Regions from separate parts of the Homo sapiens genome. Here region 2 is linked to region 1. A link is an interaction called in ENCODE POLR2A ChIA-PET data of the cell type or tissue named here. Cell type or tissue: Panc1. All regions are shown on one strand. Each heading gives the region's core, and the rest is flanking DNA. Links, peaks and the distances in the headings are about the cores only. Region 1 overlaps TECR (trans-2,3-enoyl-CoA reductase). Region 2 overlaps CLEC17A (C-type lectin domain containing 17A).

What was found. Peaks named below come from ENCODE experiments on the same cell type or tissue, not always from the same donor. Only the 100,000 strongest peaks of a DNase experiment are listed, where the experiment ranks them.
Region 2: POLR2A ChIA-PET joins it to region 1 with 10 read pairs; 3 of 35 experiments call an interaction of 5 or more read pairs at or near these places.

Annotation. Positions count from the first base shown.
Region 1 is chr19:14,547,035-14,562,925 of GRCh38, forward strand. It overlaps TECR (trans-2,3-enoyl-CoA reductase), which reads left to right. Exons shown (of 13, transcript NM_138501.6): 2 at 15,491-15,541. It also overlaps a transcript of DNAJB1 not described here. Among named protein-coding and RNA genes, the nearest start is that of NDUFB7, 17 kb to the right of the region's middle. RefSeq lists enhancers at 4,647-5,146, 8,600-9,481, 9,482-10,362, 15,809-15,891 and a silencer at 9,728-9,827. In Panc1, for the core only: CTCF peaks have their summits at 9,803 (motif pointing right) and 10,003; a DNase peak (open chromatin) is centred at 9,782; H3K4me3 peaks cover 771 bases; H3K27ac peaks cover 4,614 bases.
Region 2 is chr19:14,602,124-14,615,961 of GRCh38, forward strand. CLEC17A (C-type lectin domain containing 17A) reads left to right here. Exons shown (of 14, transcript NM_001204118.2): 13 at 4,870-4,979; 14 at 7,941-9,912. The coding sequence ends at 8,073. It also overlaps a transcript of ADGRE3 not described here. Among named protein-coding and RNA genes, the nearest start is that of SNORA104, 13 kb to the right of the region's middle. RefSeq lists an enhancer at 1,762-2,011 and a silencer at 12,103-12,152. In Panc1, for the core only: no CTCF peak of the experiment used is centred there; no DNase peak of the experiment used is centred there.

The DNA of each region.
Region 1 (15,891 bases), core at 6,189-14,188:
CAGTGCTAACCTTCAGTCATAAACATGTATTATAATAAGATCCTATGAAGGAGGGAAACAGAAACCAACGTCAAAGCAAAAAGAGAGCCAATGTTAAAGAGCTTATTCATAGCCTCTTATTTTTTTTTAAAGGGATAATGGTAGGTTTCAAATTACTGAAGCATTTAGACTCTAGATAGATTTAACAGAGTCCTGTAAATGTTTATGTAAAATTTTTAATACCGACAGTAGGCCAGAAATGACATCTTTTGCAACTCTTAAAGCTTGGGTAAAAATATTAGTTACAGGCGTGAGCCACCGTACCTGGCCTATTTTATTTTATTTTATTTTATTTTATGTTTTTTGAGACAGAGTCTCAGTCTGTTGCCCAGGCTGGAGTGCAGTGGCATGAACTCTGCTCACTGCAACCTCTGCCTCCCAAGTTCAAGTGATTCTCGTGCCTCAGTCTCCAGAGTAGCTGGGACTACAGGCATGTGCCACCACACCTGGCTAATTTTTTGTATTTTCAGTCGAGATGAGTTTTCACCATGTTAGCTAGGATGGTCTCAAACTCCTGACCTCAGGTAATCCACCTGCCTTGGCCTCCCAAAGTTCTGGGATTACAGGTGTGAGCCACTGTACCTAATATTTTTTTTTTTTTTTGAGTCAGGGTCTCATTCTGTCACCCAGGTTGGAGTGCAATGGTGCTATTATAGTTCACTGCAGCTTGGGCCTCCTGGGCTTAAGTGATACTCTTGCCTTAGCTTCCTGATTATGCTAGGACTACAGGTGCATACCACCTACAGCCGGCTACTTTTGTTTTTTTTTGGTAGAAATGGGGTCTTGCGATGTTGCCCAGGTTGGTCTTGGGTCTTGGGTCTTGGACTCTGGGCCTCGAGGGATCCTCCTGCCTTGGCCTCCCAACCATGTGTGTGTTTAATGGGCATTTCTTTTTTTTTTTTTTTTTTGAGACGGAGTCTCGCTCTGTCACCCAGGCTGGAGTGCAGTGGTGTGATCTCAGTTCACTGCCACCTCTGCCTCCTGGGTCAAGCGATTCTTCTGCCTCAGCCTCCCAAGTAGCTGGGACTACAGGCGCCCACCACCATGCCCAGCTAATTTTTTGTATTTTTTGTAGAGATGGGGTTTCACCGTGTTAGCCAGGATCGTGTCGATCTCCTGACTTCATGATCCGCCCCCTCGGCCTCCCAAAGTGCTGGGATTACAGGTGTGAGCCACTGTGCCTGGGCCTAATGGGCATTTCAAACTTTACATGTCCAAAATGGAGCTTCTGATTTTTCCTCTTGAACCTGCATTTCCCCACCCCCTTGGTGGCAGTTCCGGCCTGTTTGTTACCCAGGCCCTAAGCTGTTTGACTCTGCTCTTTCTCTCATGCCTCATGTCCAAATGTCAGCACATCCCTTAGCTCAGCATTCTAGAATTTAACCACTTCTCATCAGCCTCACTGCCGTTACCAGGCCTAAGCCAGGGGTTGGCAAACTTAATCCAGCTAGCAAAGATCTTAGGCTTTGCCTAAGGGTCTCTGCAGCACTGCTCATCTCTGTCGTCTCTTTTTTTTCTTTTAGAGACGGAGTTTTGCACTGTCGCCCAGGCTGGAGTGCGGTGGTGCGATCTCGACTCACTGCAACCTCCGCTTCCCAGGTTCAAGCAATTCTCCTGTCTCAGCCTCCCAAGTAGCTGGGATTACAGGCACGCATCACCACGTCTGGCTAATTTTTGTATTTTGGTAGAGACGGGTTCACCATGTTGGCCAGGCTGGTCTCAAACTCCTGATTTCAAGTGATCTGCTCACTTTGGCCTCCCAAAGTGCTGTGATTACAGGCGGGAGCCACCGCATCCAACCATCTCAGACATCTCAGCAGCAGTGATACCACTGTGGCAGCCACAGATGACATCCAGTGAGCATGGCGTGTTCAATACAACTCTATTTATGGACACCAAAATTTGAATTTAATTTTCACATATCATGAAATAGGTTTCTTTGATTTTTTTTTTCCATCCGCTTAAAAAGGTAAAAACGTCATGTATTTTTTAAAAGATAAAACAAAAGTTAAAGCCATTTTTAGTCGGTTCAAAAGCCGGCAGTAGACCAGAGTTGCCCTATCGGCTGTAGTTTGCTGACCCATTTGTCTAAGCCATCATTACCTTCACAGAATTATTTCCACAACCTTTAATTGGACTTTTTTTTTTTTTTTTTTTTGAGATGGAGTCTCACTCTGTCGCCAGGCTGGGGTGCAGTGGTGCGATCTCAGCTCACTGCAACCTCTGCCTCCCGGGTTCAAGCAGTTCTCCTGCCTCAGCCTCCCAAGGAGCTGGGACTACAGGCATGCGCCACCATGCCCAGCTAACTTTTGTATTTGTCATAGAGATGGGGTTTCACCATATTGGCCAGGCTAGTCTTGAACTCCTAGTCTTGAAGACCTTGTGATCTGCCCTCCTTGGCCCCCTAACCCGGCTAAGTTTTTAAAAGTTTTTGTAGAGATAAGGGTCTTACTATGTTGCCCAGCCTGGCCTCAAACTCTTGGGCTCAAGTGATCCTCCTGCCCTGGCCTCCCAAAGTGCTGGGATTACAGGCATGAGCCAGCGTACCTGACCTGCACTCAGCTTTTGGCCTCTTTATAAAATACTGTAGGCCAGGCGCAGTGGCTCACGCCTGTAATCCCAGCACTTAGGGAGGCTTAGGCGGGCAGATCACGAGGTCAGGAGTTTGAGACGAGCCTGACCAACATGGTGAAACCCCATCTCTACTAAAAATACAAAAATTAGCTGGGCATGGTGGCATGCACCCGTAATCCCAGCTACTCAGGAGGCTGAGGCAGGAGAATCACTGGAACTCGGCATGCGGAGGTTGCAGTGAGCCGAGATTGTGCCACTGCGCTCCAGCCTGGGCAACACAGTGAGACTCTGTCTCAAAAAAAAAAATAAAAAAAATAAACTATACACCTGCCCCCTTCAACTGCCACTCCCTGTCCCCTTTCCTTTCTTTCTTCTTTCCATGTCGCACGTCACCTTTGAACATATTACATATAGCGATTTATTTCATTGTCACTCTTTCTTTGCCAAGATGTGAGTTCCATGCGAGCAGGGATTTTTGTCTCTCCTTCTATAGCTGAACCCCACAGTCCTTAACAGGGCCTGGCATGTGTCAGTGAACAAACGAGCCTCAGTTTCCTTACCTGCAAAAGAGGATGAATACATTGTAAAGGAGATGATTCGTGTTGAGGATGAGCCTCCGTGCCTGGCTGGTTGTGAGTGGGCGGGTGGTGTTAGCTGCCGCCGCGTGTATAAAGCCTGCCACGTAGATCCCAGTCTAGGCTCTTTGGCAAGCTGAGCTCATGGGGGTGGACTAACCTGTCTGCTGGACTCGGGCAGTCGGGGGTTGGCCCGGATGAGCTCCTCCTGCTCCTCCAGTCAGTTTGTATCTGCAGGGCTCAGCCTCTGGCCCCCTTCCAGCTTCCTGGTCCGACAGCGCCTTCCTGCCCTGAGTTGGAGAGAGACCCAGGTGTCGTCCCCAACTGCCACCCAGCTGTGGGTGCAGGGATGCAGTTCTGGACCATCCCCTGGGGGTCTGGGACCTGGGGAGTTGAGTGTTTGGCCTTTACACTGGAGCTCCTTGAGGGCTGGCCCCAGCGGCCAGGAGTGTCAGTTTTTTGGTTTGTTTGTTTTTTAGATGGAGTCTTGCTCTGTTGCACATGCAGCAGTATAGTGGCGTGATCTCAGCTCACTGCAACCTTCACCTCCTGGGTTCATGCGATTCTCCTGTCTCAGCCTCCCCCGTAGCTGGGACTACAGGCCCGTACCACTATGCCCAGCTAATTTTTGTAGAGACAGGGTTTCACCATGTTAGCCAGGCTGGTGTCGAACTCCTGACCTCAGATGATCTGCCCACCTTGGCCTCCCAGAGTACTGGGATTACAGGCATGAACTACCACACCCGGCCGCTCCTTTTACTTATGAGGACACTCCTTTCTCTTATTAAGTCCACCTTAAATTCAGGATAATGTCATCTTAAGATCCTTAATTATATCTGCAAAGACACTATTTTTTTTTCTTTTTTTGATATGGAGTCTTGCTTTGTCACCCAGGCTGGAGTGCAGTGGTGCGATCTCGGCTCACTGCAACCTCCACCTCCCAGGTTCATAACGATTCTCCTGCCTCAGGCTCCTGAGTAGCTGGGATTACAGGCACCCACCACCACACCCAGCTAATTTTTTTGTATTTTTAGTAGAGATAGGGTTTCATCATGTTGGCCAGGCTACTCTCGAACTCCTGACCTCAGGTGATCCACCCACCTCGGCCTCCCAGAGTACTGGGATTACAGGCGTGAGCCACTGCACCTGGCCAATTATTATATTTTGTGTAGAGAAGGAGTTTTGACATGTTGCACAGGCTGCAGGAATTCCCTAATTCCTAAGCAGTCCCTGTGTTAGATGGTCTTGCAGGCACACCCATTTACTAGTTGGAGAAGCAGACAGGCAAGGCAGGTCTGACACCGCCCCCTGTGGCAGTGCCTCTCAGTCAGCATTGAGGACGCGCCCCTGCTTTTCTAGGCCCATTGGCTGTCTTAGCTAGTGACAGGAAAACATGCAGGAGGCATTGCCACAGCTGTAAACCCTGCCTGGGCCCCGCTGTGGTATGAGTTGCTGATAGACCTTTTGCTCTGGTACAGCCTGGCTGTGTGAGGCTGTGGGGCAGAGGCCAGCGGGCTGGGTCCTCAGGCCAGGCAGAGAGGCTCAGTTCTTGGTGTCTGCTGGAGGATCGCATCCAGGGTGGTGGGTTTTTTGTTTTTTTGTTTTTGTTTTTCTTTTGTTTGGTTTTACCCTTATTTCTTTATTTCTTCCTTTCTTCCTCTTTTTCTTTCCTTTCTCTCTCTCTCTCTCCCCCTCCCTCCCTCCCTCTCTCTCTCCCTCCCTCCCTCTCTCTCTCTCTCTCTCTCTCTCTTTCTCTCTTTTTTTTTTTTTGAGATGGAGTCTCGCTCTGTCGCCCAGGCTGGAGTGCAGTCAGTGGTGCAGTCATAACTCAGCCTTGACCTCCTGGGCTCAAGCAGTCCATCTACCTTGGCCTCCCAAAGTGCTGAGATTACAGGCATGAGCCACCGCGCCTGGCCTTTTTCTTTTCTTTCTTTCTTTCTTTCTTTTTTCTTTTTTTTTTTTTTTGAGATAGCGTGTCTTCTGTCCCCCAGGCTGGAGTGCAGTGGTGCAATGATAGGTCACTGCAGCCTTGACCTCCCGGGCTCAAGCAATCCTCCCAGTCTGGCCTCCCAAACTGCTGGGATTATAGGCGTGAGCCACCGTGCCCGGCCTGCCTTTTCCTTTCTCTGTTGCACATAGCCCTGCTCTCTAGGATGGAGGCATTATTTTATTGTAGGAGCTTTGGGCCTGAGCAAGCTGGGTGGACACTCACATGGGCACTTCCAGGCTACTTACCTTGGGCGAGGGCTTCCTCGTTCCCAAGCCCCAGTTTTCCAAGCCACGTAACAGGCATCACAGTCTTTTTCTTTTCTTTTCTTTTCTTTTTTTTTGAGAGGAGTCTCGTTCTGTCGCCCAGGCTGGAGTGCAGTGGCGCAATCTCTGGCTCACTGCAAGCTCCGCCTCCCGGGTTCACGCCATTCTCCTGCCTCAGCCTCCCGAGTAGCTGGGACTACAGGCACCCGCCACCATGCCCGGCTAACTTTTTTTGTACTTTTAGTAGAGACGGGGTTTCACTGTGTTAGCCAGGATGGTCTTGATCTCCTGACCTCGTGATCCACCCGCCTCGGCCTCCCAAAGTGCTGGGATTACAGGTGTGAGCCACTGCGCCCGGCCCAGTCTTTTTCTTATAGGGCCTGGGTGAGGCCTGGGTGGCAGTCTCAGCATAGTCCTAGGTACAGGGTGAGCATCTGATAGATGTCACGTCTGAATGAAACGGGCGAGATCAGCGTCGCTCTGGGTGGGCCAGTGCTCCTCGGAGGCCCTGAGGGCACAACCGCAGGGATGGGTGTAGGCTGTGGGTACCACTGAGAATGGGGGGCAGGCCCAGGGCTGAGACCCAGGTTCTCCAACTTCCCACTGTGTTTGTCTTGTGCCATATTCATCCTCTATGAATGGCTGTGGCTGCTCGCCCAAGCCAGGAGCTCGTGCGTCCGATGACCATCTTCCAAGGCTGGATTGCTACCTGCTCGCTCGGGGCTCTGCTGGATGGGAACAGCAGCTCCAGCTTCTCCGGGTCCCGGGCTACCGCTGCCTCTGCACCTGGCCCTGGCCTCGGATCCGAGAGCCCAGAGACATTGGCATTGAGACCCTGGCACCTCTCGTCTTGCCAGCACAGGTAGAAGACAGGAGCAGAGCGGTCCAGGGACCTGGGAGTGGGAGGTCAGCCACTCTCAGCCCTTCCTCCCCACCCTGGGTGACATTCTGCTTCCACTGTGGCGCCTCGGGGAGGCTGGTGCAGCCGCCCCCGGGTGCCACTGAGAAACGAGGTCATACACTGAGGCCACTGGGGAAGGTGGTATTTCTGGCCGAGCAGGTGTGGCCTGTGCAGGGTTCCTGGCAGCTGAGCCCTAGGTCTTCTCAGCCATCCTGGCATTAGCAGGTTGACTTGATATTTCTGGAAGTGGGAAGGAAAGGGAGCCGAGAGGGCTGAGCCGCTGAGCCGGAGTCCAGATGAATGTGCCGGAGTCTCTGCATTTGTGATGGGGGCGAGGTGATGGGGGCGAGGTGGCCGGCGTGGCTCTGGGCATGATCGGGCCAGGCCTCCGACCTCTATGCTGGGCATTGGCTGGACAGGGAGCTCAGGCGATGAGTGCAGCAGCGCTTGTGCCCGGCGCGGGGATGGTGAGTGCCTGGCTGGCCAGCTGCAGGACCTGTCAGGCCCTTTGTGTCTTTACCTGGGGCCCTGGTTGCACTGACCAGGGCTCGCACCCCCAGCCAGGCCTCTTGTGCCCCAGACTCGGGAGATGCTTCCTACCAGGAAGTGCAGTCCCCTGCGGGGTCCGAGAGAGCCTGCCGGAGCTTTGAGCTCAACAGGTGGGCTGTGCGGCACCACATCAGCTCTGCAAGGGGGCCCTGGAGGCCCATGTGTGGTGGGGTATGGCCTGGCTTTCAACATGCACGCGTGGTCTTCTGGGCTCTGGGATTTACTGCTTAGATCTTGGCCTCTTCATCTGTGAAACGGAGCTAATGGCTCCTGCTCCCTCCGGCTGCTGCAGGAGAGATGTCTGGGAAGCTGTGGCAGTTCCAGCCCCGGGCAGGGAACGTGAAATAACTGTTGGTCGCTGTTCTCACTCATCACCATTAGGCAGGTCACGTCCTAGGACACACAGAAGTTTCAGGTTCATAAGCCATGGGAGATGAGGCCGGCCCAGAATCCAAGCTTCCCGCTCTGGCCCGGGTCTGCCCCTCTTCTGGGGCTGAGAGGGCAGGCAGGTGCCTTGCTGGGTCCTGTGGTGTGGACTCTGCCGCCAGCAAGGCCATTGAACCTGCTTGTTTACAGCCGGGAGAGGACTGGGAAGCACCAGTCTTGGCTTGTTTGTGAAGCTGGGGAAGCCGAAGCTCCAGAGGCCTTCTGTGCATGGCTGTGTGTGCCAGGCCTTCAGGCTGCGCCTCCAGGGGATGAGCAGGAATTGCAGGCTCAGCTCTTCCAGCCTTGGCTCAGGTGGTGCCTGCTCCTCCCTCCTTCCCTGTACCTCTCATCCCCACACCCACTCCACTCTCAGGCCACACCCACTCTTCACCTCCACATCTGTCCAGAATTTCACTGCTTGTCTCTGCCTTGTGCTTTTTTTTTTTGAGATGGAGTTTCACTCTGTCACCAGGTTGGAGTGCAGTGGCCTGACCTCTGCTCACTGCAACCTCCGCCTCCTGGGTTCAATCGATTCTCTTGCCTCAGCCTCCTGAGTAGCTGGGACTACAGGCGTGTGCCACCATGCCCAGCTAATTTTTGTATTTTTAGTAGAGATGGGGTTTCACCATGTTAGCCTGGCTGGTCTTGATCTCTTGACCTTGTGATCTGCCCACGTCCGCCTCCCAGAGTGCTGGGATTACAGGCGTGAGCCACTGCGCCTGGCCTTGTTTTTTTTTTTTTGAGACAGGGTCTTGCTTTGTCCCCCAGGCAGGGGTGCCGTAGTGTAATCAATCATGGCTCACTGCAGCCTGGAACTCCTAGGCTTAAGCGATCCTTCTGTCACAGCCCCTGAGGAGTAGGTAGGACCATAGGTGCGAGTCACCACACCCAGCTAATTTTTTATTTTTGTTTTTTGAGATGGAGTCTTGCTCTGTGGCCCAGGCTGGAGTGCAGTGGTGTGATCTCGGCTCACTGCAACCTCTGCCTCCTGGGTTCAAGCGATTCTCCTGCCTCAGCCTCCTGAGTAGCTGGGATTACAGGTGCCCACTGCCATGCCCAGCAAATTTTTTTGTATTTTTATTTATTCTTTTTTTTTTTTTTTTTTTTTTTTTTAGACAGAGCCTCACTCTATTGCCCAGGCTGGAGTGCAGTGGTGCAATCTTGGCTCACCACAACCTCCATCTCCTGGGTTTAAGTGATTCTTGTGCCTCAGCCTCCCAAGTGGCTGGGATTACAGGTGTGTGCCACCACACTTGGCTAATTTTTGTGTTTTTACACGGGGTTTTACCATGTTGGCCAGGCTGGTCTCGAACTCCTGACCTCAGGTGATCTGCCCACCTCAGCCTCCCAAAGTGCTTGGATTACAGGTGTGAGTCACCATGCGTGGACACAGCTAATTTTTATAAATACTTTTTGTGGAGGCAGAGCCTTGCTATTTTGCCCAAGCTGGTCTTGAACTCCTGGGCTTAAGTGATCATCCTGTCTCAGCCTCCTAAAGTGCTGGGATTCCAGGCGTGAGCCACTGCGCCCAGCCCACTTTTCACCTCTCTATAGCTCCCTCTTTGCTCCCAGCTTCTGCCCTCACTCCTCCAGTCTGTTCCACCCAGCAGTGGCAAGCAGGTAAAGCTGGGGAAGCCAAGTCTTGAACCTGAGCCAAGTCTCATCCCTCCTCTGCTCAAGAACCCTCTATGGCTGCCACTTCACTCAGAGTAAAAGCTAACGTCCTCCCCGTGGCCCACAAAGCCGTGGCACAGACCGCCACATCACCTTTCTGCCCTCACCTCCTCCCACTCTCTCCCTGACTCACTCTGCTCAGGCCACACAGGACTCCTTCCTGCTCAGCCACGCTAGGTATGGTCCAGCCTCAGGGCCTTGGCACTTACTGTTCCCTCTGCCTGGACTGCACTGGTTCCCCCACTGTCTACTGGCCTTTGTTCACACGCCACTTTCTCAGAAAGGGCTTCTCTGACCACTCTCAAATGGCCATCCTCTTGGAGGTTGCAGTGAGCCGAGATCGCGCCACTGCATTCCAGCCTGGGCGACAGCGAGACTCTCTCAAAAAAAAAACAAAAACAAAAAAAACCACATTGTGACCTCCCCCACAACCTTCTAGTTTTGTTCACAACTCTTGGTGACAAAACATGCTATGGCTATCTGCCCCCACCCCCTGCTTGCCCAGCACGCACAGGCTAGAATTCAGGTCCCATGAACCCCAGAGGCTGGCTTGGTTTTTTTCACTGCCATATCCCAGGAACTGGAACAGTGCCTGGGGTATGGGAAGGAGGGAGTCAGGAATGAATGAATGGATAAATGAATGCAGGCTCCCTGAGCTCTCTTGGCTGGTGGCAGGGCCAGGGTTAAGGTCCCATTCTGCACCAGAGCTGTCTCCGTCCCTGACATCGGCTTTGGGACTGTTCCTGAGCCGGCTGCTGCGGGTGCCCTTCCAGCAGGCGGGAGTAAGTCTGTGCGGCCACAAGGGGGCAGTGGGGAGCGTCGCAGCCTCCGCCGCTTGCAGCCAGTCATCCCGGTGGTGACGGGTCAGCTCGGCCTCTGCACCGAAAGTATCTCGCTATTGTTAGGGTTTGGGTTCACTGTGACCAGCTGGGCGAGGCATCAGTGCACCAGCTCTCTGGCCCTGGCTTCCTGTGGATGGGCCCCTTCAAGAGCATGGTCAGCGTCCCAGGAGAAGGGGCCTGTGGATCCTGCCAGGGTTTGGCCCCCTTGTGCACCTGGCATGGCTGTTCTGCTAGTGTTGGTCTAATCTTATTTATTTATTTATTTATTTATTTATTTATTTATTTATTTTGAGACAGGGTCTTGCTGTGTCGCCCAGGCTGGAGTGCAATGGCATAAACTCAGCTCACTGCAACCTCCACCGTCCTGAGTTCAAGCAATTCTCCTGACTCAACCTCCTGAGTAGCTGGGATTACAGGCACACACCACCATGCCTGGCTAATTTTTGTATTTTTATTAGAGACGGGGTTTCACCATGTTGGGCAGGCTGGTCTCGAACTCCTGGCCTCAGGTGATCTGCCTGCTTCGGCCTCCCAAAGTGCTGGGATTACAGGTGTGAGCCATAGTGCCCCGCCTAATCATATTTATTCTTTTTTTAAATTTTGAGATGGAGTCTTGCTCTGTCTCCCAGGCTGGAGTGCAGTGGTGCGATATCAGCTCACTGCAACCTCCTCCTCCTGGGTTCAAGCAATTCTCCTGCCACAGCCTCCTGAGTAGCTGGGATTACAGGCATGCACCACCACGCCTGGCTAATTTTTGTATCTTTGGTAGAGACGGGGTTTCGCCATGTTGTCCAGGCTGGTCTTGAACTCCTGACCTCAGGTAACCCGCCCACCTTGGCCTCCCAAAGTGCTAGGATTACAGGCATGAGCCACCGTGCCCGGTCATCATATTTATTCTTTTTTTTTGAGATGGAGTCTTGCTCTGTCGCCCAGGCTGGAGTGCAGTGGCGCGATCTCGGTTCACTGCAAGCTCTGCCTCCCGGGTTCGCGCCATTCTCCTGCCTCAGCCTCCCGAGTAGCTGGGACTACAGGCACCCACCACCGCACCCGGCTAATTTTTTGTATTTTTAGTAGAGATGGGGTTTCACCGTGTTAGCCAGGATGGTCTCGATCTCCTGACCTCGTGATTCGCCCGCCTCGGCCTCCCAAAGTGCTGGCATTACAGGCGTGAGCCACCACGCCCGGCCTATATTTATCCTTAATAAGATTTATCCTAAACTGGGGATGATTACGGTAACCCTGTCAGATGGCAGCTGGGGACAGCCCACTTTGCCATGAGTAGATGGAAGTTCAGAGAGGTTGGGTAACTTGCCCAGGGCCACACAGCCAGGAAATGGGCAGGTCTGCTTCTCTGGGTTGTTCACCCACCAGGCGGGCGGGTTCCCAGGAGCTGTGACAAGTGCTTAGACAACGAGAGCCCCCCTTTTCACTCCTCCTGCCCCCATTAGTAATATCTTCATGACCACAAAGACAGTGAAGACGGGCTCTGTTGCTTGCGGCACTCCCCTCTGGGCTTGGGAGGCACAAACCTCGCCCCTGCTCCCTCTTGCAGGGTGCGCTTCACGCCGCACCGTGTGTCCTGGCTCTTGGCTCTGCCCTGACCTCGTGCTGCGACGAGTTGCTGTTGGCTGGGCCCCGGGAATCTTGGGCCTCCTGGTGAGAATTCCTCTCAGGCTAGTGGAACTGTCATCACAGAGCCACAGGCCGGCAGAGCCACCAGCCTGTGCCCCAGGCCAGAGTGCCTGCCTGTCTGCCCGTTCCTGCCCTCTCCCTGCCCGTCGTGCCTGAGGCTATGTGGTCTCACCCCTTGCCCGTGGCCAGTGCTGGGACCTCGCTGACACCAGTAGCCCCCCTCCCACAGGTATCCCTTCATCCACCCAGAGCATCTCAGCCCCTCCCAGCCCCTCCGAGTGGCTCCGTGGGCTTCCTCAGAAGGTCCTGTCTGTCCTCCCTGCCTCACCGCTTCTCCTGGAGATGGGGCCAGAGCCTGCCACCTCCCCGTCTGTGCTCAGGATCCCCTGCCTGGGGCTCTGTTCAGCAGCTGCCTGTACCCTCTGCAGCCCTGGGCTTCCCCTGGGAGCCCCTGCCCCCTGTTGGCCTCAGGCCTGGGCAGGCGTGTGTGTGTGTGGCAGGCACAGAGCAGAGATTGGGGTGGCAGTGGGGTGTGGGGCGCGGAGCCCTCGATGAGGTCTCACATTAGGCCCTCCCTCTGAGGGGTGGGGAACCTCTCCTGCTCCTCCCACCCGACTGTTTTTATTTTGATGGGTATGTGGGGCCTGTTTGTTACCCCTCACCCCTTTAAACAATAATTTATTGAGGTGAAATTCATGTAACATGAAACTAACCATTTAAAAGTGAACAGTGGCATTGAGTGCACGTGCATCATTGTGCAGCCTCCACCTCTGTCTCGTCCCAGAACATTTTCCTCACTCTGAAAGGAGACCGGGTACCCAGCAGCAGCCACTCCCCATTCCCCCCGCCCAGCCCCTGGCCCCTCCAATTTGCTTTTCTGTCTGTCTGCTCTGGGTATTTTGCATAGATATGGGACCTTTGTGTCTGGCTTGTTTCCTAGCGTAACTTATTTCTTTTACCCCACCTGGAATATCTTATTTAACTTTCTTACTTAGAAATAATTATAGGCCGGGCCAGGTGGCTCACGCCTATAATCCTAGCACTTTGGGAGGCCGAGGTGGTGGATTGCCTGAGCTCAGGAGTTCGAGACCAGCCTGGGCAACATGGTGAAACCCCATCTCTCCTAAAATACAAAAAATTAGCTGGATGTGGTGGTGTGTGCCTGTAATCCCAGCTACTCTGGAGGCTGAGGCAGGAGAATCGTTTGAACCTGGGGGGCGGAGGTTGCAGTGAGTCAAGATCGCACTGCTGCACTCCAACCTGGGCGACAGAGTGAGACTCTGTCTCAAAAAAAAAAAAAAATTATAGAGACACAGGGAATTGCAAGAATAGTATGGAGAGGTCTCCTGCTCCCCCCAGAGCCTTTCAGTCCTCTCTCTAGGAGGAGATGGCCGACGAGCTGGGGATTTGGGGCAGGAAATGGGAGACGGACGGCCGTCCCACTGAGGACTCATCCTGCCCAGGTGGCCCTAGCCTTGGGCATTTCTTGTCTGTAGGGGCCCCTAGGTGCTGCCTTGCAGCCCGGGCTTACCTCCTTGCAGGTTTGGGCGTCTCCTCTCCTTGGGCCTCAGGCTGGCCTGGGCACCACTGCTGCAGCTGTGAGCGTGGCCCCTCTCTCGCTACCCCCTCCTGCCGCAGCCCGGCGTCCTCTCCCAGCAGCTAGCCGGGACCCCGATGGCCGTACTCTCCCTCTTGGGCCCTGGTTTGGTGCCCAGGTTGGGGGGAGCAGGGTACGATTTCACCCCTCCCACTAGCAGCTGGCTGGACAGGGAGAGGGGCTGGTTGTATTTTAAGCTGTTGAGTGGTTCAGCAGGAACTCGGAGGCCTTCTCTCCCTGTGGACGCTAGGCTGCCTTCCTACAGGCCACACGGGCTTGGAAGCATGTGGGCACTGCCTGCCTGGGGCCCAGGAACTATTAATATACCTGCAGCCACAGGGCAGGCCCCGTGCCCGCCCAGGGCCCTGCTGTGCTAACCCTTTCCCGTGGATCCCGCCCCGTGTCCTCTGTCCCTATCCTACATATCCCCTTGGTGGGGCCCAACGTCCTGCGTGGTGTGACCGAGCTCTTTTTTTCTGGCCCCTCCATGTGCCAGCTCTTTGGCCTTGTTATCGCTGTGGCTTGGAGGAGTTCAGTAACCTTCCCCTAGAGGCCACAAGGCCAGGCAGTGCCTGGAGTTGACAGCAGGGACTCAGGAGGCCCCGTGGGCCAGGATTTCCTGGCTGCTGGGCCCATTCCCACCCTCCTGTCCAGGAAGTGGGGGCGAGTGTGTCATGGCTGGGGAAATAGGCCCCCATGCTGTGGTGACTGCCAGGCCAGCAGGGGAGTGGGGATCTGAACCAAACCCACGGGCAACAATGCCTCCTATCCCATGGGGTGCCTCCCATCTGTCAGGGGTCACCTAGTGTACCCCATGCATTGTCTCAGGGGACCGTCACAGTCCTGGGAGGTAGTCTGCTTCCTACCTGCCCCCTTCTGAGGCCTAGAGAGAGGTGACATGCCTGGGGTCCCCCAGGGACTACAAGGCAGGGCTGGTTACGGTTCCCGAGTGCAGGCCACCAAGCCCCCTTGTCTCCCGCTGTCGTTGGGAATGTGCAGGAGGGGTACCCAGCTTCTCTGGCTTGACCGTGGTGCCCTCATCTTCAGGATGGGCCCTAGCTGCCGTGGCCCGGTCTCCCTGGGCTCTGGGTGGGTGGGCCTGCCCTGGGATGGCCCCAGCCCAGAGGTTTGTTTCTGAGCATTGTGTCCTGCTCCTTTTCCTCAGGCAGCCTCTGGGGGCCCCCGCTGGGTTTCTGTGGGTAGGAAGGGTCCCCCAAGAATTGCTGGCTGGTGGCTGACTTGGGATCAGGCCTGCCTGCTTGCCACGACCCCTGTATAATAGGATTGCACTGACCCCTGCATAGGGTGGGTCAGATCCCCGGGGGCTGCCTCCCTCCAGCCCTGCCCCTCTGCACCCCCATCGTTCATCACTGGCCTGGGGGCTCAGGGAGGGCTGGGCCAGACTCCTACCTCAGGGGCTGGCACAGGCCTGGCTCTTGGACGCAGGAAGCGCCGGGCTTTAGTGGGGCGCAGGTCCTGGGTGAGGGTGCAGTGTTTGGGCTGACTCAGTGGAAAGCCTGCCCCACAGGTGGCTATAAGGTGAGAAGTGGGTGGGGAGGAAGGTTGGGGAGACCTCATCAGCCCAAGCTGGAGGCGGTTGCCTAAAACTTCCACACACCCCGATCCTTTCCACACTTCGAGAGAGGCTCTCTGCACCCATAACTCCAGAATCTGTCACCTCCCTGGTAACACAAATGCACAAGGAAAATAATCCAAAGTGTCTCTTACAGCTCAGAAGGGGAAATGGATGATCTGTCTCGCGGATTCTCAAAATAGCTGGGATTTCTCCAAGCCCAGTGAACTCCCTAGGCCTGAGCTGCGGGCTGGGGCCTGCACGGCCCGCTGGCCTCTCACTCTCCTCTAGCCACTGGCTCTGTGCAGGGCGGGGGCTGGGAGGTGTTGTCATGCCTGCCCCTGGGGCTTTCCCTGTGCTGGTGCCGTTGAGGGTTTTGAGGTGACCACTCAAAAGCTGCTTTCAGGGCAGCCTGGCTCCCCGGGGAGACTCCCAAGCCCCCCTCAGAGAAGGTCTGTGGCATGGCTCCTGGGGGGCGCAGTCTGGGGTGGTTTTATATTTAGCTGGGCTGTGGCTGTGGTTGCCACTCGGGTTACATCTGGCACAGAAGTCGGCAGTGCCAGGGCCGGCACGGGCTCCTTTCCAGCACCGCGGCAGAATTTGATCGCGCTTGCCCGGCCCAGGGCTGCTTCCCGTGGGGAGGTCGGTGGTGGGGGCTGACGGCCGGCAGCTGGGGCTGCTGGCCACCGTGGGCAGAGCCGAGTGGCAGGGCTGGTGGCAGGCGGCATGGACTTGAACTTGAGCTTGTTGGCCCGGGAGGCCACCCCAGGCCTCCTCCCTGGCCTCAATGGGCTCCCCAGGCCCACACCCCCAAAGGTGGCCAAGAAACCTAAAAAGGCTGTTCTCTTCTTCGAGGTGGAGATTCTGGACGCAAAGACAAGGGAGAAGCTGTGTTTCTTGGACAAGGTAGGACTGGGGCGTGGGCTGCACTGGGCCAAGGGCACTGGGCCCGGGACCCCAATCCTTATAGCCCAGGAGCTGTCCAGTGGGGCCCTTTGTGCCCCACCCCCTGCCCTATGGAGGGGTATGCCCTCACTTGGGGTAGGGTGGATAGCCATGTCCCCTGGGTGTGGCGGGGAAATGGAGGCACAGGAGTCTCAGTGGACCCTGCGGGGATTTTGGTCCTGGGAGGGCGGTGGAGGAGTGAGCCTTGCCCCTGCTGAGGCCGGGCCTGGGGGAAGGGGCTTGCGCTGTCCCTGGGGAGGACAGAGGGCCTTTGCTCCTGGGAGAGTCATGGGTGAGAAGTGGAGAGGAGG
Region 2 (13,838 bases), core at 5,061-13,060, 54 kb after region 1:
GTCTTGCTATGTTGCCTAGGCTCTATGTTTTCTATTCATTTTATTTTTAATTTATTTATGTCATTATATTTAAAATGTTTTTTTTTTCCCAGACAGTATATAGTTGGGTTTGGATTTTTAAAATCTGATCTGATAATCTCTGGCTTTTAATTGGTGTTTTCATTTACTTATTTATGTATTTTTGGAGACAGGGTCTCACTTTGTCACCCAGGCTGGAGTGCAGTGGCGCAGCCTCAGCTCATGGCAGCCTTGGCCTCCTGGGCTCAAGTGATTATCCCACCTCAGCTCCCCACCAAGTAGCTGGGACAACAGGTGTGTGCCACCATGCCTGGATAATTTTTAACATTTTTTGTAGAGATGAGGTTTTGCTATGTTGCCCAGGCTGGTCTGGAACTCCTGACCTCAAGTGATCTGCCGCCTTCACCTCCCAAAGTGCTGGGATTACAGGCATGAGCCACTGTACCCAGCCTAATTGGTATTTTTAGACCGTTTACATTTAATATAATTACTGATTGGGTTGGATTTAGGTCTATCATCTTATTATTTTCCTGTATGTCGTGTCCCTTCTGTTTTTTATCCCTCTGTTTCATAGCATTATTTGTATGAGTAGTTAAACAGTTTTTTTTTTTTGAGATGGAGTCTTGCTGTGTTGCCCAGGCTGGAGTGCAGCAGCATGATCTTGGCTCACTGCAACCTCTGCCTCCCGAGTTCAAGTGATTCTCCCGCCTCAACCTCCCGAGTAGCTGGGATTACAGGCGCCCACCACCATGCCTGGCTAATTTTGTACTTTTGGTAGAGATGGGGTTTCTCCATGTTGGCCAGATTGGTCTCGAACTCCTGACCTCAGGTGATCCACCTGCCTTGGCCTCCCAAAGTACTGGGATTACAGGCATAAGCCACCGTGGCTGGCCAAAACAGGGCTTTTGAAGGAGTTAAATTAGGTAATGTAAATGAGGCAGGTGCAAATCATATTCCCTAACTCAGTTTCACAAGAAATACAACTACATTTCCTTTAAATTACTCATTTTAGTTTCTCTCTTGAGTTCTCATTCTGCTAGAATGGTGTACATTTACTCTCAGTCAATTGGGTTCTCCCATTTTACTTCTAAATGGGGACAGCTTTTGTGGGGTCAAGGTGGAAGGGAGCACACATCGGGTCTTTGCTGTCTTTACTCCAAACTGGTATCTACTGGGACATCTACAGACTGAATGATCCTGGGAAGGTTACTTAACCCCTCTGTGCCTCAGTTTTCTCATCTACAAAATGGGCATAATGATAATACTTGCTTCAGTGAGTCATGATAAGGATCCAATGAGACAATCTGTGCAAAGTAGTATAGCTCACTTTTTTTTTGAGATGGGATCTTGCTCTGTTGCCCAGGCTGGAGTGCAGTGGCATGATCTTGGCTCACTGCAGCCTCCATCTCCCAGGTTCAGGCAATCCTCCTGATTTAGCCTCCCAAGTAACTGGGACTATAGTCACGTGCCACCACTCCCAGCTAAGTTTTGTATTTTTTTTTTTAGTAGAGTTAGGGTATCATCATGTTGGCCAGGCTGCTCTCTAGCTAATGATCTCAAGTGATCTGCTCCCCTTGACCTCCCGAAGTGCCGGGATTACAGGAGTGAGCCACCGTGCCCTAACCCATAGCTCACTTCTTAATTCATTAATTCAACCAACATTTCCTGAGCACCTACTATGTGCTGGAGACTATTCTACATATTGGGGATCCAGTGATGACCAAGACATATGAGTTCCCTCTTCTTAAACTGCTCTGATTTTGGTGCCTAGAAATAGCAAGGACTCTCTAAATGTTAAAGAGTCTTCTGGTTTTCTGGGGCTCAGACTTTGGGCCATCTAGGCTGCCCCTGAGGCATCCCACTCTTCCATCAGCAAAGCCTTTTGGGCCTGGAGGTCTTTTCCTGCTGTTCTTGGGCACAAGAGATCTTTCTGCTCCTCCTATCCCATTCTGGGGTCTAAGACACTGTGAGGCCTTCTAAGCCTCCATCTAGTCTGATGGGACAGGAAGACCTTTCCGCTCTCTGATTTTCTGACACCTCCCTGGGGCTTTACCCAGGAAATAGTCCCCAGGTCCCTTCTGCTTTTTAGAGTCTCCAAACCCATCTGGGGTTTTTACCATCACCTGAAAAGCTCACCGGAAATGAGATACCAGATTCTTCTCTCTGGGGCCTGCCATGTCTACACATTTATTATTTCCTTCCCATGGTGACTTTACCTCCCCACATTTTTTTTTCCATCAAAGCAGAAATTTTATTACCCACATTCTTTGACCACAATGCTATAACGACAGAAATATTTTCTTTTACAAAAATTTCAATCACCTTAAGAATGTTTAAAGTCGGCCGGCTGCAGTGGCTCGACTGTAATCCCAGCACTTTGCGAGGCCGAGGTGGGCAGATCACCTGAGGTCAGGAGTTTGAGACCAGCCTGGCCAACATGGTGAAACCCTGTTTCTACTAAAAATACAAAAATGAGCTGGGCATGGTGGCGCGTGGCTGTAATCCCAGCTACTCAGGAGGCTGAGGCAGGAAAATCGCTTGAACCTGCGAGGCGGAGGGTGCAGTGAGCTGGGATCACACCACTGCATTCCAGTCTGGGAGACAAAGCAAGACTCTGACTCAAAAAAAAAATTTTTTTTTTAAAGTCACCAGATAACTTTGGATTAAAGAAGAAATCAAAACTGCAAATAAATAAAAGCAAACATCAATTGGCATTGCCTATAGTAGAACACATGAAATAGATTATAGTAAAAAATTCTTAAAACACAAAGAATTCCAGGATGTGGAAAGCTGGGGCGAGTGTTACTCACACCCAAACAGCAACAATAGCCAGAATAACTACAAAATCATAACTTTTTCTAAACTCATTAGCTAACTGAGATCACCTGGCAGTCAAAAAGTCTAAAATGGGCTGGGCATGGTGGCTCACGCCTGTAATCCCAGCACTTTGACCTCCCCACATTTTTTTTTTTGAGACGGGATTTCGCTTTTTGTTGCCCAGGCTGGAGTGCACTGTCGCGATCTCAGCTCACTGCAACCTCCACCTCCTGGTTTCAAGCAATTCTCCTCTCTCAGCCTCCCGAGTAGCTGGGAATACAGGCATGACACCACGCCTGGCTAATTTTTGTATTTTTAGTAGAGATGGGGTTTTGCCACGTTGGCCAAGCTGGTCTCGAACTCCTGACCTCAGGTGATCCACCTGTGTTGGCCTCCCAAAGTGCTGGGATTACAGGCATGAGCCACCGCGCCCGGCCACCTCCCCACATTTTAAGGAATCTTGGTTTGGTGGTAAGTTGGGTGAGTTAGATGTGATTTGCATATAGTAAAATGCACAGATCTTTGATGTATGTTCAGTGAACTTTGACAAATGCGTACACCTGTGTAACTGTCAAACTAACCAATATTTATAATCTTTCCACCACCCTAGAAAGTTTTTTCATATCCTTTTTCTAGTTAATCCCTCCCTGCCCCCTACTTGCAACCACCAGTCTAATTTCTTTCACCATCAATTTGTTTGGAGAGGAGTTGCTTCTAACTATATTTTCTTCCCTATCTTTTATCTCTGTCATAAGTCCTTTCTTTTCTTCCAAAGACCTGGGATTTTGACTTTTTTCCGGGACAGAGGCTTGCTCTGCTGCCCAGGCTGGAGTGCAGTGGTGCATTCATAGCTCACTGCAGCCTTGAACTCCTGGGCTTAAGGGATCCTCCCACCTCAGCCTCCTGAGTAGCTGGGACTATAGACACGCACCACCACGTCTGGCTAATTTTTAAAAATTTTTGTAGATATGGGGTCTCAGTATGTTGCCCAGACTAATCTCGAACTCCTAGTCTCAAGCGATCCTCCCTCCTTGGCTAAAGTGGTGGGATTACAGATATGAGGCAGCGTGTCAAAAGCCTGGGCTTTTGAAATACCAAAGCTAGGAAACCTACTTTTCATCTTCCTTCCTTCTTTTCCTGGAACAATGAATTCTTATGTTGTTTGGATGCAGATTAAGGCTACCGAGTAGCACAAAAGTGCAAGAGAAACCAAAAAAAATCAGTTACTATTGCTAAAAATGTCACTTAAATGTTATAATGCTACCTACTAAGACGTCCACAGTATGAGGCTCTGCACAGTGGCTCATGCCTGTAATCCTAGATCTTTGGGAGACTTACAGTGACCTTTGGGACATGCAGTGAGCCATGATCACACCACTGCACTCCAGTCTGGTTGACAGAGTGAGACCCTGTCTCAAAAAAAAAAAAAAAAAAATTAGGCTGGATGTGGTAGCTCATGCCTGTAATTCCAGCACTTTGGGAGGCTGAGGCAGGTGAATCAACTGAGGTCAGAAGTTTGAGATCAGGCTGGTCAACATGGCGAAAGCCCGTTTCTACTAAAAAATACAAAAATTAGCCGGGCGTGGTGGCGGGTAGCTATAATCCCAGCTACTCGGGAGGTTGAGGCGGGAGAATCGCTTGAACCCAGGAGGTGGAAGCTGCAGTGAGCTGAGATCGCACCACAGCACTCCAGCCTGGGTGACAGAGCGAGACTCCCTCTCAAAAAAAAAAAAAAAAAAGTTAATCCTCACAACACTACCAGGAGGTAGCTACTGTGAACCCATTTTACAGGTGAGGAAACTGAGGCACGGAGCAGTTCGCAGATTGCATGAGAAAAAGTAGCACGATTATTCCCACCACACATGCTACAGTGGGAGGAAGACATTGATCCTGTTCTGCATACCATGGGGACGGGGACGGGTTGTGGGAGGTGACGTTCCCAAGCCCTAAATATGTAGGACAGGGCACAGGGCAGGTCCTCACCCTGAGGGTCATGTAGAGGAATGGCTGGCTGAATGGAATTTTTATTTGCAGAATTTTGTGGCCAAGGCCCATGGCTCTCCACGGGTGTACTGGCTGGGGCTGAATGACAGGGCCCAGGAAGGGGACTGGAGGTGGCTGGATGGGTCTCCTGTGACATTAAGGCAAGTGCTTGGGTTTCCTGGGGTCTCTCTGCTTCCTCTGTGGGCCCTGACCATGGGGAGGGGAGAAGGTGATGGAGTACATGGTTGAAGGAGTCAGGAGCTGTTTCTTTTTTTTTTTTTGAGACAGAGTCTTGCTCTGTCGCCCAGGCTGGAGTGCAGTGGCGCAATCTCAGCTCACTGCAAGCTCCGCCTCCCAGGTTCAAGGTATTCTCTGCCTCAGCCTCCCGAGTGGCTGGGACTACAGGTGCCCATCACCATGCCCGGCTAATTTTTTGTATTTTTAGTAGAGACGGGGTTTCACCGTGTTAGCCAGGATGGTCTTGATCTCCTGACCTCGTGATCTGCCCGCCTTGGCCTCCCAAAGTGCTGGGATTACAGGCGTGAGCCACCGCGCCCGGCCAGGAGCTGGTTTTTACTGGTACAGCTCTACTTGTTTTATTTTATTTTATTATTTATTTATTTATTTATTTATTTATTTATTTATTTATTCTTTGAGACGGAGTCTCGCTGTCGCTCAGGCTGGAGTGCAATGGTGCGATCTCAGCTCACTGTAATCTCTGTCTCCCAGGTAGAGGTTGATTCTTCCACCTTAGTCTCCCAAGTAGCTGGGATTACAGACACCCGCCGTCGTGCCTGGCTAATTTTTGTAATTTTGTAGAGATGGGGTTTCACCATGTTGGCCAGGCTGGTCTTGAACTCCTGACCTCAGGTGATCTGCCCACCTTGGCCTCCCAAAGTGTTGGGATTACAGGGGTGAGCCACTGCGCCCAACCTTATTTTAGTTTTTTGAGACAGTCTCGCCCTGTCACCCAGGCTGGAGTGCAGTGGTGCAATCTCGGCTCACTGCAGCCTCAACCTCCCAGGCTCTGGTAATCCTCCTGCCTCAGCCTCCCGAGTACCTGGGACCACAGTCACACACCACCATGCCTGGCTAATTTTTTGTATTTTTAGTAGAGATGGGGTTTTAGTGTGTTGCCCAGGCTGGTTTTGAACTTCTGAGCTCAAGCGATCCACCCGCCTTAGCCTCCCAAAGTGCTGGGATGACAGGCTTGAGCCACCACACCTGGCCTCTACTAATTTTAAACACAGAAAAATTCCTGTCCTGTTTGGTAAATTGCCATTGCCTTAAATCTCCTGAGAATCCTTCTGCTGCCCCTTGGACTTCCACATCACCTAACAACTAAAGGATTTGTCATTGGCAAAGAAGGGGCCTAGAGACCCTGATTGCAGGGTGTGTGGCACAGGTAGCATTGCTCATTATTTTGGTACACCACCCCCAGTCATTCCCATTTCCCTGTGTGCTTGGCATCCTTGCAGTCCAAGCTGATAGGGTGTCTAGCATCCCAGGCTTGGCCAGACAGGGACAGCACCAGGGTGATTTTTTGGTGACAGGCTGTCTGGACCCTGAACCTTCAATATTTCCTCCATTGCAACATCTCAGTCTTTTCGTAAAACTGCTGAAATATATCAAGCTCTCCAGGCTAATGGTTGGGAGAAAAAAGGGAGGGTGGAAGGATGAGGAAGAATTTTTTTTTTTTTTTTTTTTTTTGAGACAGAGTCTCACTCTGTTGCCCAGGCTGAAGTGCAGTGGTGCAGTCTTGACCCAATGCAACCTCTGCCTCCCAGGCTCAAGTGATTCTCCCACCTCAGACTATTGAGTAGCTGGGATTACAGGTGCGCACCACCATGCCTGGCTAATTTTTTTTTTTTTTTTTGAGACGGAGTCTCACTCTGTGGCCCGAGCTGTAGTGCAGTGGCACAATCTTGGCTCACTGCAACTTCTGCCTCCTGGATTCAAGCGATTCTCCTGCCTTAGTCTCCCAAGTAGCTGGGATTACAGGCGCCCGCCACCATGCTTGGTTAATTTTTGTAGTTTTAGTAGAGACGGGGTTTCAACATGTTGGCCAGGCTGGTCTCGAAATCCTGACCTCAGGTGATCTACCCGTCTTGGCCTCCCAAAGTGCTGGGATTACAGGTGTGTGCCACCGCACCTGGCGGAACATTGGCTGCTAAAGGCTCACAGGAATGCTTTTTCCGCAAAGCTATTCTCAGCTGAATGGGAGCCTGCTCACCTAAGACACTACCCAACTCCACTGGGGTCAGCTCACAACCGGTGACAGCCTAAGAGAAGCCTGGACCCCTTGTGACAAGTTGGGATGACTCTGGTGCTGTTGACATCCCAGTGGTCTCTGTTGGGGTCAGGCTGAGGCTAGAGTCATCTGAGTCCATGCTCCTGCTCAATTCCTTCCCCTTCTCCATCTAGCTTCCCTCACCTCTCTCCTAAGAACATCCTTTAATAAATCCTACACACTCGAGTCCCTGAATCAGGCCCTGCTTTAAGCAAGAGCCCACATGATCTAAACAATTCCTAGAAGGTTGGGTTGGGAGGTTGTAAAAGAAAGAGTCCTTGGAAGACAAGACAGAAACTGACCAGATTCAGAAATTGATTAAGGGGCCAGGCACGGTGGCTCGTGCCTGTAATCCTAGCACTTTGGGAGGCTGAGGCGGGCGGATCACTTGAGGTCAGGAGTTCAAGACCAGCCTGGCCAACATGGTGAAACCCCGTCTCTACTAAAAATATAAAAACTAGCCGGGTGTGGTGGTGGACACCTGTAATCCCAGCTACTTGGGAGGCTGAGGCAGGAGAATTGCTTGAACCCAGGAGACAGAGGTTGCAGTGAGCCGAGATCACGCCACTGCACTCCAGCCTCAGCGACAGAGTGAGACTCTGTCTCCAAAACAAAACAAAACAAAACAAAAAACCCCCCAAAACCAGAAATTGATTAAGGGCCAGGCACGGTGGCTCACTGTGCCCGGCTTACAGGTGTAAGGCTCCACACACGGCCTAATATGGGTTTTGCCAAATGCGTAGTGCCAGGTATTCATCATTACAGTATTATACAGAAGAGTTTCACCACCCTAAAGATCCCTGTCCCTCTGCCCACTTTTTCCTCCATCCAGCTTCTGGGAGCCAGAGGAACCCAATAACATCCACGATGAGGACTGTGCTACCATGAACAAAGGTGGCACCTGGAATGATCTCTCTTGCTACAAAACTACGTATTGGATTTGTGAGCGGAAATGTTCCTGTTGAAGCCCAGGGCCGAGGCTGGGGGTCCATATCTGAGTGTCTCTTTGAGATGAGAATCTCCTGCCCTTTCGTGGACGGCCTTGCCTCTTCGTGAGTGGACACACAGATGTGCCTCAAACAGGATTGGCACCCTGGATGCAGCAAGTTCCCAGGGGTGCAAGTCAGGCTGTTTCTAGAGTGAGGACTTGGGCTTGCCCTAGTAGATGGTGAGCTGGGAGGATGCTCAGAGCTTGGTGGTGGGAGGTCTCCCACTTCTGGGGTTGAAAGGATCTTCACTAAGTTCCTGATCATGACTCTTGGGAAGTGATACTAGCCCTGAGGACCCTGGGGCTGGTGTTGAACCTGGGATGAAATATCCTGGCGCCTGTGAACCACAAAGAGCTGGGACTGGGCTCCTTTTCCTGCAGCCTCAAACTTCTGGGCTCAGGTGATCCTCCCATCTCAGCCTCCTGAGTAGCTGGGACTACACATGCGCACCACCATGCCTGGCCAATTTTTTGTAGCATTTAAAGAGAGGGAGTCTCACTATGTTGCCCAGGCCAGTCTCAAACTCCTTGCCTCAATGGATCCTCCTACTTGGGCTTCCCAAATTGTGAGGATTACAGGTGTGAGCCACTGTGCCTGGCTCAAAATTATTATTATTATTTTTATAGAGATGAGGTCTCACTCTGTTGCCGAGGCTGGTCTCAAACTCCTGGGGTCAAGCAATCCTTCCGTGATGGCCTCCCAAAGTGCTGGGATTACAGGCATGTGTCACCGTACCTGGCCGATATTTTTATTTTTATTTTTACTTTCCCCATCTTTTCCTTTTTTTTTTTTTTCCAAACAAAAGCTTTGAAAGTGGTGACAGAAAAATTTCCCTTTGAGCTAGACCTCTAGATCTGCCTCGCACAGAAATACATTAAGTGGGCTGGTCTCATGTAGTCCCCACATCATTGCAAATTACAAACCTAAAAATACAGAACATCAGCGGAGAAGACAGGAGAGCTTCTATATTCACCCCATGTCGTCCTCTCCAGACACTGCTTCCTTCCTGGTCTCAAACAGCACAAATAACCCAGAAACCATCAAAATTATTTTTGACCAGCAACTTTCTCAATGTCTTGGGTGAGGTTTGCACAAGCTAAGTGGCAGAATCAGACTTTTGCCAGAAGACTTGGCCCGTGGAACTTCTATCCTTTTTTTTTTTTTTTTTTTTTTTTGAGATAGGGTTTCATTCTACTACCCAGGCTGGAGTGCAGTGGCACAATCATAGCTTACTGCACCCTCTGCCTCCTGGGCTCGAGTGATCCTCCTGCCTCAGCCTCCCAAGTAGCTGGGACTACAGGCGTTCACCCTCACACCTGGCTGGCCCATGGAACTTCTAGAAAGGCATACCAGCTGAAAAGCAAGACCCCTACATAGTGTGGCCAGGCAGGCCATAACCTGGTCATATCCACACAGGACAACGATGGACCTATCTGCCAGCACGTGCCCTTGAGCTATCTGTGGGTTGTAACGTCTTTGATGATATAATTCACTTTACTTGCCAGGCACAGTGGCTCACGCCTGTAATCCCAGCACTCTGGGAGACTGAGGTGGGCTGATCACCTGGGGTCAGGATTTCGAGACCAGCCTGGCCAACATGGTAAAATCCTATCTCTACTAAAAATACAAAAAAATTAGCTGGGCGTGGTGGCATGTGCCTGTAATCCCAGCTACTCAGGAGACTAAGGCACGAGAATTGCTTGAACCCAGGAGGCGGAGGTTGCAGTGAGCCGAGATTGTGCCACTGCACTCCAGCCTGGGTGACAGAGCAAGACTCCATCTCAAATAAATAAATAAAAATAAAAATTCACTTTACTTCTGTGTGGACTTTCCTGGGCTATTAGCTCTTGCAATGTTAGTGCTTCTCAAAATGCCACTATGTTGGGTGTTCCTTGTCTACTGTGTGTTAGTTTGCTGGGGCTGCCATAACAAAGGACTGGGTGGCTTCAGCAACAGAATGCATTTTCTCACAGTTCCGGAGGCTGGATGTCCAAGATCAAGGTGTTGGCAGGGTTAATTTCTTCTGAGGCCTCCTGTCTTGGCTTGTAGATGATCCTCTTCTCCCTGTGTCTTCACCTGGTTCTCCTTCTGTGTGTCTGGGTCCTAATCTCCTCCTCCTCTTCTTTTGTTTTTGAGACAGGGTCTCGCTCTGTCACTCAGGCTGGAGTGCAGTGGTGTGATCTCAGCTCACTGCAACTTCCACCTCCCAGGCTTAAGCATCCTCCCGCCTCAGCCTCCTGAGTAGCTGGGATTACAGGTGTGCACCACCGTGCCTGGTTAATTCTTGTATTTTTTGTAGCAACGGGGTTTCACCATGTTGCCCAGACTGGTTTTGAACTCCTAGGCTCAAGCAATCTGCCCACCTTGGTCCCCCAAAGTGCTGGGATTACAGGCATGAGCCACTGTGCTGGGCCTACAACGACCACTTTAAAGATCCTGTCTCCAAATACAGCCATATTAGGAGGTCCTGGGAATTAGAATTTAAACATATGCATTTGGGAGGGGTGGCACAATTTGGCCCATAACATTCACAAACTGCCAGAGTGACCCCCACCCGACCCTCCTGCCCTGGCCATGTGACAACCAAAAAATACCAATTAGAGGGCTGGTACTACTCCCAGCTAGGCATAACTCAACATAGTATTCCCTTTGGACAATCCCTGAATTGCATCCAAGGGTGGGTAGACATTCTCCAAACCAATCAATTTATTTTTTTTTTTTTTGTGACAGAGTCTTGCTCTGTTGCCCAGGCTGGAGTGCAGCGGCGTGATCTCGGCTCACTGCAACCTCTGCTTTCCAGGTTTAACTGGTTCTTCTGCCTCAGCCTCCTGAATAGCTGGGATTTCAGGCACGTGCCACCATGCCTGGCTAATTTTTGTATTTTTAGTAGAGACAGGGCTTTGCCATGTTGGCCAGGCTGGTCTCGAACTCCTGACCTCAAGTGATCCGCCCACCTCAGCCCCCTAAAGTGCTAAGATTACAGGCGTGAGCCACCATGCCTGGCCTTATTTTATTTTTTGAGACAAGGTCTCACTCTGTCGCCCAGGCTGGAGTGCAGTGTTGTAATCATAGCTCACTGAAGCCTCAAACACCTGAGCTCAAGAAATCCTCCGTCCTCAGACTCCTGTATAACTAGAACTACAGGTGTGCCCCCACCACACCCAGCTAATTTTAATTTTTTTTTTTTTTTGTATAGACAGGGGTCTTGCTTTGTTGCCCAGACTGGGCTTAAACTCCTGGTCTCAAACAATCCTCCTGCTTCAGCCTCCTAAAATACAAGGATTGCGATCAATTTATTGATCAATAAGCTCCCTTAATCAATAGCAGAATCTTTCCTGTTTTGTCTGAGAACAGGTGCTTATAGCAAGGAGACTGTGAGGAGAGCAGGTGGTGGGAGAGGTCGGAGCTGATTTCACTTCCTGTTTCTTTGATTTGTTTTAAATCTACTTGTTCTTTTATTTCGTTATTAAAAAAATTTTTTTTGAGATGGAGTGTCACTCTGTCACCCAGGCTGGAGTACAGTGGCATGATCTCGGCTCACTGCAACCTCCTCCTCCTGGGTACAAGCGATTCTTGTGCCTCAGCCTCCTGAGTAGCTGGGATTACAGGTGTGCGCCACCACATCCGGCTAATTTTTGTATTATTAGTAGAGACGGCATTTCGCCACTTTGGCCAGGCTGGTCTCGAACTCCTGACCTCAAGTGATCCACCCGCCTTGGCCTCTCAAAGTGCTGGGATTACAGGTGTGAGCCACTGCACCCAGCCTCGTTATTTATTTTTAAGAGATGGGTTCTCAGGACGTGGCCCAGGCTGGAGTGCAGTGGCATTTCACAGGCACGACCCCACTACTGAGTTTTGGTTCTGTCTGTCCTCTCTTCTCACCTCTGCCCACCTCTGCAGCTGCCCTGATGCATCACTACCAAAGCCAGCTCCTGTACTGTCCGCAGCCTGCTGAGTGGGTGGGTGTCGTGTTGTAAACCCTCCACCCAGGGGACTGTTATGTCAAGCAACTTTATCTGGGGTCAGGGGAAGTTCCCACATTTCAGAAGAGGGAAGTTGTTTTCTGATATGCGTATTGAGAAATGGGGAAGCAGGGGTCTGTGGTCACGTCTCTAGGAGGCCCCTGGTGGAACTGGTCCCAACCTATCTCCCTTCCACATCTCTCATGATTATCTAATTGCAGAGAGGTAAATATGAAAGAGGTCACTTTTTACCACTTTAGGTCCAGGGGAGCAACAGTTGGATAAAAATAATAACCATGGTTTATCAAACATATATTGTGTGGTAAATAAATGCAGTGGCTCTCATTGAATCTTCACCATGACTTTGTGAGGTTGGAATATTTACCAACGCCCGCCAATCTTTTTTTTTTTTTGGGCAGAGTCTCACTCTGTCTCCCAGGCTGGAGTGCAGTGGTGTGATCTCGGCTCACTGCAACCTTTGCCTCCTGGGTTCAAGCCATTCTTCTGCCTCTGCCTCCCAAGTAGTTGGGATTACAGGTACACCGTAATGCCCAGTGAATTTTTTCGTATTTTTACTAGAGATGGGGTTTTGCCATGTTGGCCAGGCTGGTCTCAAACCCCTGGCTTCAAGTGATCTGCCTGCCTTAGCCTCCCAACGTGCTGCGTGCTGGGATTATAGGTGTGAGCCACTGTGCCCGGCCCCCATTTTTTTTTTTTTTTAAAGACAGGGTCTCACTCTGTCACCCAGGCTGAAGTGCAGTGGTGCAATCACAGCTCATTGTGGCCTCAACCTCCTGGGCTCAAGTGATCCTCCCACCTCAGCCTCCCAAGTAGCTGTGGCTATAGGTGTGTGCCACTACACCTGGCTAACCAACCCCATTTTATACCTGGGCAAACTGAGGCCCAGAGGTGGGGTCTCACGGCTTGTCCATTGTCATTTAGTGGGTAAATGGCAGAACTGGGATTCAGATTCCATCTGTGCCTCCCACTGTTTGTTGATCTCTTTCTACAGCTGCCTTCTTTTTTTTTTTTTTTTTTTTTTTGAGATGGAGTCTCACTCTGTTGCCCAGGCTGGAGTGCAGTGGTGTGATCTTGGCTCACTGCAACTTCCATCTCCCACCCCAGCTCCCTCGTTCCTCGGGAGAGGTGACTCTGAGATGCATGTTCCACATTATCTCCTGAAAGTCCCCACTAGGGTAAAGCTCCACCTGCCTAGAGAGATAGCCTGCTCAACTAACACATTTTTGGTTAATTTTTAAAATTAAAAAAAATTTTTTTTAGAGAGACAGCATCTCTGGCCAGGTGTGGTGGCTCACGCCTGTAATCCCAGCACTTTGGGAGGCCGAGGCAGGTGGATCGCTTGAGGCCATGAGTTCGAGACCAGCCTGGGCAACATGTTGAAACCCCATCTCTACTAAAAAATACAAAAATTAGCCGGGCGTGGTGGTGCGTGCCTGTAATCCCAGCTACTCAGGAGGCTGAGGCAGGAGATTTGCTTGAACCCGGGAGGCGAAAGTTACAGTGAGCTGAGATTATGCCACTGCACTCCAGCCTGGGCAACAGAGAGACTCTGCTAAAAAAAAAAAAAAATTAGAGAGACAGGTTCTCGCTGTGTTGCCCAACCTAGAGTGCAGTGGTGCAATCATAGCTCACTGCAACATTGAACTCCTGGGTTCAAGCAATCCTCCCGCCTTCGCCTCCAGAGTATCTGAGACTACAGGTGTGTGCCACTGCTCCCAGCAATAACACATCTTTTAACACATCTTGTTCTTTCTCTGC